Regions from separate parts of the Mus musculus genome. Here region 1 is linked to region 2. The links are chromatin loops, found by intact Hi-C in ENCODE. Cell type or tissue: left cerebral cortex. All regions are shown on one strand. Each heading gives the region's core, and the rest is flanking DNA. Links, peaks and the distances in the headings are about the cores only. Region 1 has its middle 11 kb from the start of Kbtbd2. Region 2 overlaps Vopp1 (vesicular, overexpressed in cancer, prosurvival protein 1).

The links. A loop is a pair of places that touch in the nucleus more often than their neighbours do. Peaks named below come from ENCODE experiments on the same cell type or tissue, not always from the same donor. Only the 100,000 strongest peaks of a DNase experiment are listed, where the experiment ranks them.
Region 1: a loop joins it to region 2, with 2.8 times the contacts of the local background. A loop is called at or near these places in 2 of 42 quality-filtered maps.

The regions. Positions count from the first base shown.
Region 1 is chr6:56,807,321-56,810,232 of GRCm38, forward strand. No RefSeq gene overlaps it. Among named protein-coding and RNA genes, the nearest start is that of Kbtbd2, 11 kb to the left of the region's middle. In left cerebral cortex, for the core only: a CTCF peak has its summit at 1,504; DNase peaks (open chromatin) are centred at 1,526 and 2,407.
Region 2 is chr6:57,821,448-57,824,359 of GRCm38, forward strand. All of the region lies in intron 1 of Vopp1 (vesicular, overexpressed in cancer, prosurvival protein 1), which reads right to left. Among named protein-coding and RNA genes, the nearest start is that of Vopp1, 2.2 kb to the right of the region's middle. In left cerebral cortex, for the core only: no CTCF peak of the experiment used is centred there; DNase peaks (open chromatin) are centred at 1,186 and 1,924; H3K4me3 peaks cover 88 bases; H3K27ac peaks cover 29 bases.

The DNA of each region.
Region 1 (2,912 bases), core at 139-2,638, 1.0 Mb before region 2:
TTTCCCATATGTGCTGTCCTAGTTTGTTTTCTACTACTGTGATAAAGACTGTGGCCAAAAGCAACTTATAGAGTAAGGGGTTTTATTATCTTACATGCCTCAATTACAGCCAGTCACTAAGAGAAGTCAGGACGGGACTCAGACAGGAGCAGAGTGGGGGATCACTGACACTGCTCACCGACTCAATCATCTCAGGAGCACTCTCTCCCGGAAGGAGGTTTCACATCACTCTTTAACCAAGGAAAAGCCCTACAGTCATGCCTATGGGGCACTTTCATAGAGGTAATTCCTCAATTTCAGTTTCCTCTTGCCAGGTGACTCAGTTTGTGTGAAGTTAGAACAAACTGACTAGCACGCATGAGGATTACAGTGGAATCCAGGAAACTAGAGAGGTGTTTTTGGGGACATGCTAAGGGAGCACAGATTGAACATTGTCAGTAAAATAAAAGTAGAGGTGAAATATTGGGGTTAGAAGGACTTAAGCAGGAAGGGGAGACCAGTAGGGTGGAGGGAAGGGTTAACCCAAAGGAAGAGTGAATGAAAAGCCATACAGAAGTCTACTATCTCACAATCCAATTTAAAATCAGTTTAAAGGATAGTAGAAAACATGTGAAATAAAAGAAGAGGAGGAGATACAGGGCATTAGAGGAATAAGCAGGGATAGAGGTAGGAGGATGGAAGGGAGGAAAATGTAGTAGGTAGGTCAGCCAAAATTTGAGTGTATACAAAAGCCTTAAGAAAACCCACTAGTGGGAAGAGAGACCCCTTGGTATTGCAAACATTATATGCCCCAGTACAGGGGAATGCCAGGGCCAAGAAGCAGGAGTGGGTGGGTAGGGGAGCAGGGTTAGGGGAGGGTATAGGGAACTTTCGGGATAGCATTTGAAATTTGAAATGTATATAAAGAAAATATCTAATAAAAAAAAAAGAAAACCCACTAGTTAGTACGATTCTGTGGTGGTTTGAATAAGAATGGTCTCTATAGGCTCACAGGGTAGAATCCACTATTGGTATGTTGCAAAATGGTCTTGCTGCCAATGTGCCTTCTACATATTACCCATAGATAGTCCTGAGTTGCTGTTTCCTTGGTCAGAGAAGTGTCTTTTTTTCCATCAACCAATGGAAAGAATGGACAGCTGGTCACAGTGTAGGGAATAGACACTGAGTGTTCAGTCCTATATTAGAGAGAGCCATAGATTGAACTCAATAGGTTGAGCTTCAAGGATTTAAAACAGCTGTTTAATATTTTCTACCTAGGAGCTCTCCAATATTAATTGCTATCTGGCCATTTTCTGGCTCTTTATTTTGCCCATTAGGTAAGTTCTGGATGGTTGCTGGTTTGTTCTGTCATCTGAGCATTGAGGGATTAGGTGTTTGTTCAAATCTTTCCAATCTGGCATCGTGCTTATCTTCTCAGAAATTATAAACTTCCTGTGAGCTGTCAGCATCAGATGGCATCTCCATTCTGATCAGTGATGCTTGCAGTTGATGTGTTTCCAATGTTTCAACACTAGGGGGAGATCCTAGCCCACGTATATCCCTAGTGTAAAACCAGCATACTATTCAGAATGAGCCAGAGGAATAACTGGAAGGGATGGTCCGCCTTTACAGTAATCAGAGCTGGGCAAAATCACTGTGGACAAACCAATTCCAGGAACATTTTCTGTGCCTGTGGCTACCAATACACTATTTACCACCCTGATCTACATACAGCTGGAATAAGATCAAGGTCAACAATGTCATAGGTTGCCTGATGCTGAATTATGGCTTAAGATTGCTACAACCAACCATAAAGGATGCTGACTGAAATGGAAGTCTGTTAGCCTGGAGTAATGTGTCTTTTCCTGATTCCAGAAAAAAATAAAATAAAAACACCCCAAGTGAGATTATTAAAACTAAACGTTTCTTTAAAATTAGTGTATCCTCACACTTGAAAATAGCAACAGTCACTGATAGATTTTCACAGAAACTCATTATTGAGAAAATGAGCTATTCCATTTCCAAAACTTGGTTTTTTCTTTGTTTTCAAATCCTTAATTTGATGGCACAGAAAAATTTTGGTTTCCATTTCCTTGTATGAATAATGTTAAGAGTTTACATAACTTTTTCTATAAGACAGAAGCAAGACATATATGAATTGCACTAACACACACACACTGCTGCCACTAACTCTTATCCTATATCTTTCTATCCTATGCAAGGGGACACTAATTTTGACCCCCCCTTTCCTTTCCTTTCCTTTCCTTTCCTTTCCTTTCCTTTCCTTTCCTTTCCTTTCCTTTTCAACTGCTAGCTTATCTGCCCACAGTTTCTGTAGCCTTCTTCACCCCCACCTTTTCTAACCAAAGCCGCAGAATCACGAGTCTCCACCATGCCCTGTTTTACCTTCTGCATTATGCAAGCTTTGGGGATAACTGCTCTGCAAATCTTACTCTCCCTCAGACCTCCTCTGCCCCACATTTGCGTGTCTTTGTTCTCTTTATCTCTTACCGTCTCCCCAATAGTCATCAGCTTCAGGTTCAAGAAGTGGAGGCTCTGCTGGGCGGTGATGGCGCACGCCTTTAATCCCAGCACTTGGGAGGCAGAGGCAGGCCGATTTCTGAGTTTGAGGCCAGCCTGGTCTACAAAGTGAGTTCCAGGACAGCCAGGCTGTAAAGAGAAACCCTGTCTCGCTAAACTAAACTAAACTAAACTAAACTAAACTAAACTAAACTAAACTAAACTAAACAAACAAAAAAACAAAGAAGTGGAGGCTCTAAGTTCAGAAAATCTATGATAACCGGCTTACCTCCACACAGTCAATCCGAGGAGGCCATGCAATGTTCTTTGGAGGCAGATCACATTGACGAAAACTGTCCAGGAGGGAGAAGTGGAGCTGCCCTAGGCTGCCATTCCTCAGCAAGATGATGGTG
Region 2 (2,912 bases), core at 160-2,659:
TTTGGAGCTGAGATGGAATGAAAGATCATCCAGAGACTGCCCTACCTGGGGATCCATCTCATAAACCGCTACCAAACCCAGACACTATTGCATATGCCAGCAAGATTTTGGTGAGAGGACCCTGATATAGCTGTCTCTTGTGAGGCTATGCAAGTGCCTGGCAAATACAGAAGTAGATGCTTATAGTCATCTATTAGATGGAACACAGGGTTCCTAATGTAGGAGCTAGAGAAATTACCCAAGGAGCTAAAGGGGTTTGTAACTCTATAGGAGGAACAACAATATAATCTAACCAGTACCTCCAGAGCTTATGTGTGTCTAGCTGCATATGTAGCAGAAGATGGCCTAGTCGGCCATCATTAGCAGGAGAGGCCCTTGGTCTTGCAAAGATTATATGCTCCAATACAGGGGAATGCCAGGGCTAGGAAGCTGAAGTGGGTGGGTTGGGGAGCAGGGCTGGGGGTAGGGTATAGGGGACTTTCGGGATAGCATTCGAAATGTAAATCAAGGAAATATATAATTAAAAAAAAACTAAAACTAAACTAAAATAAAATAAAACGAGAAAGCTCAGACTAAAACCTTACATTAAATTTGCATGTGACAAATCATTAAATGTTTTTGTTGTTGTTGCTGTTTTGAGACACAGCTTCTCCTTTTAGCCTTGGCTGTCCTGGCACTCAACAGGGCACAGCTCTCTACCGGAAATCAGGCACTGAAGATAATCATCATGTAAACGGGAGCGACCTAGAAAACACATGTTACCAGCATCCAGATAGTGAACTTCAGGAATGCATCAGAGCTCAGCCCTTGGGAGGTTGTCAGCCCTTCAAAGAAGTTTTAAATTCCCCATTAAGATAAAACAATTCAATCAGACATGGTGACCCATCCCTGTAATCATAGCATGTGGGAGACTGAGGCCTAGGCTACATAGGAAGATCCTGTCTTAAGAAGGACTGTAGCTGAATAGAGTATTGGCCCAGCATGTGTAAGGTTCAGACTCCCTCTGGTAGCTAAGAAAACAATAAAATTAAATTAAATGAACAAATCCAAGAATGCAGATTGCAGAAGAGGGCCTAGTTTGACTACTTTGTTCAAGGCCCTGAGGTCCATTCCTGGCACTTGAAAAAAAGTTCCTATGCAATGAAACAGGTTACAGGATAGAACAAAACCTTCTGCACTAAAGGATTAGGCTTTAGACTGATGATGTCAGCAGGCTGACAAGGAAAGCAGGTTGTAGGGGCATTAATATACTTTTCACTTGAACACAGGAGACAACCAATTTCCTGCTCCTCTTTCCTCACCAAGACCAGTGGGCTTTTTCCCTGACTGAAAGTATTCAGTGGTCTTTCAAATCTCCCACAAGAAGCGGGGGAGGGTCCTATAGTAGGAACCAATCAGCTTGCCTTTCTTTGTCTGGATTACCCAATCCCCTGTAGTAGCCTGAATCAGCCAACTAAGAGGGAAAGGAAGAACTCACCCCATCCCCAAACATAAAACTTTAGCACTGCCTGACACAACTCTGATTTCCAGGTCTTCTGCATTCTCTCTCTCTCTCTCTCTCTCTCTCTCTCTCTCTCCCTCCCTCCCTCCCTCCCTCCAGGTGCTGAGACCTTGTTTTTACTGCCTTATTTTTTTAAATCAGCACAGAAAAAAAGTCCATTCCAAAAAACTCTTGACAACCAACGTCACTATGATGGCATCAAATCAACAAAGCAGTAGATTAAAAAAAAACAAAAAAAAAACTGATGACAAGCAACAATCTTAGCGCATCATATTTGATGTTACTTTTGGTTTCCCTTCTCCCCCAGAAAAGCTAATTCAATTGACTTGACTCATTTTGAAGGCTTTTCCACTGCTGGCCCTTGAATGTAAAGCCTTAGAGTGTTGGCAGGTCTGCCACTTCTCTCATGTTCATTTCCTCAATAAACATCGTTCGAATACAAAAATATAGAAAAGAAAATGAAAAAATAAACACAACCAGAAAGAACACCCACCCTAATAAAAATAAAATCAGCAGTTTTGAAGCAGACTTTTAGGATACACACAAAGCTAAGTTGGAGACAGGAGTGGCACAAATATAGAAACAAGAGAACCCCAGATAATCTTCCTTACACACACACAGACACACACAGACACACACACACACACACACACACACACACACACACACACACACATGCAAATGAGATTGCCAGATTACAAAATTTACCTCAACGGAGATATGCTGAGGTAAACACACGTTTATTTTTGTAAACAGTGCTCTCTGGTTTGCTTTTCTACAGCAACCAATGTTGAATCATTACCCAGAGGGTTTGGTTTCTAAGCTTTTAAAAATATGAACAACAAGAAGAAAGAAAACCAGAAGTGGCACTTCTCAAAAACGTTAAATGTTAAAAAAGAAGAAGAAGAAGAAGAAGAGGAGGAGGAGGAGGAGGAGGAGGAGGAGGAGGAGGAGGAAGGAGAAGGAGAAGGAGAAGGAGAAGGAGAAGGAGAAGGAGAAGGAGAAGGAGAAGGAGAAGGAGAAGGAGAAGGAGAAGGAGAAGGAGAAGGAGAAGAAGAAGAAGAAGAAGAAGAAGAAGAAGAAGAAGAAGAAGAAGAAGAAGAAGAAGAAGAAGAAAGGAAAGAGAGAGAGTGAGCGAGAGAAACAGAAAGAAAAGAAAAAAGAGGTATTTCAAAGAAAAACGAGCAATCTTTGCTCTGATCCGAACTTAGAGCTTGGAGAAACTGTTCCCTTAACTCTCCTGGAAAGAAAGACTTTTCCTCCAGCATAAATGAGAATCTTTCCAAGCACCGCTGACTCCCCAACCAAGGAAGTTTACAGTTTTCTGAGGCAGGACAGTGATAGTCAGAGGGGCATCCTTACCCACTTAAACTGACTTTATTAATACAAAAATCTTTCAAAATACTGAAGC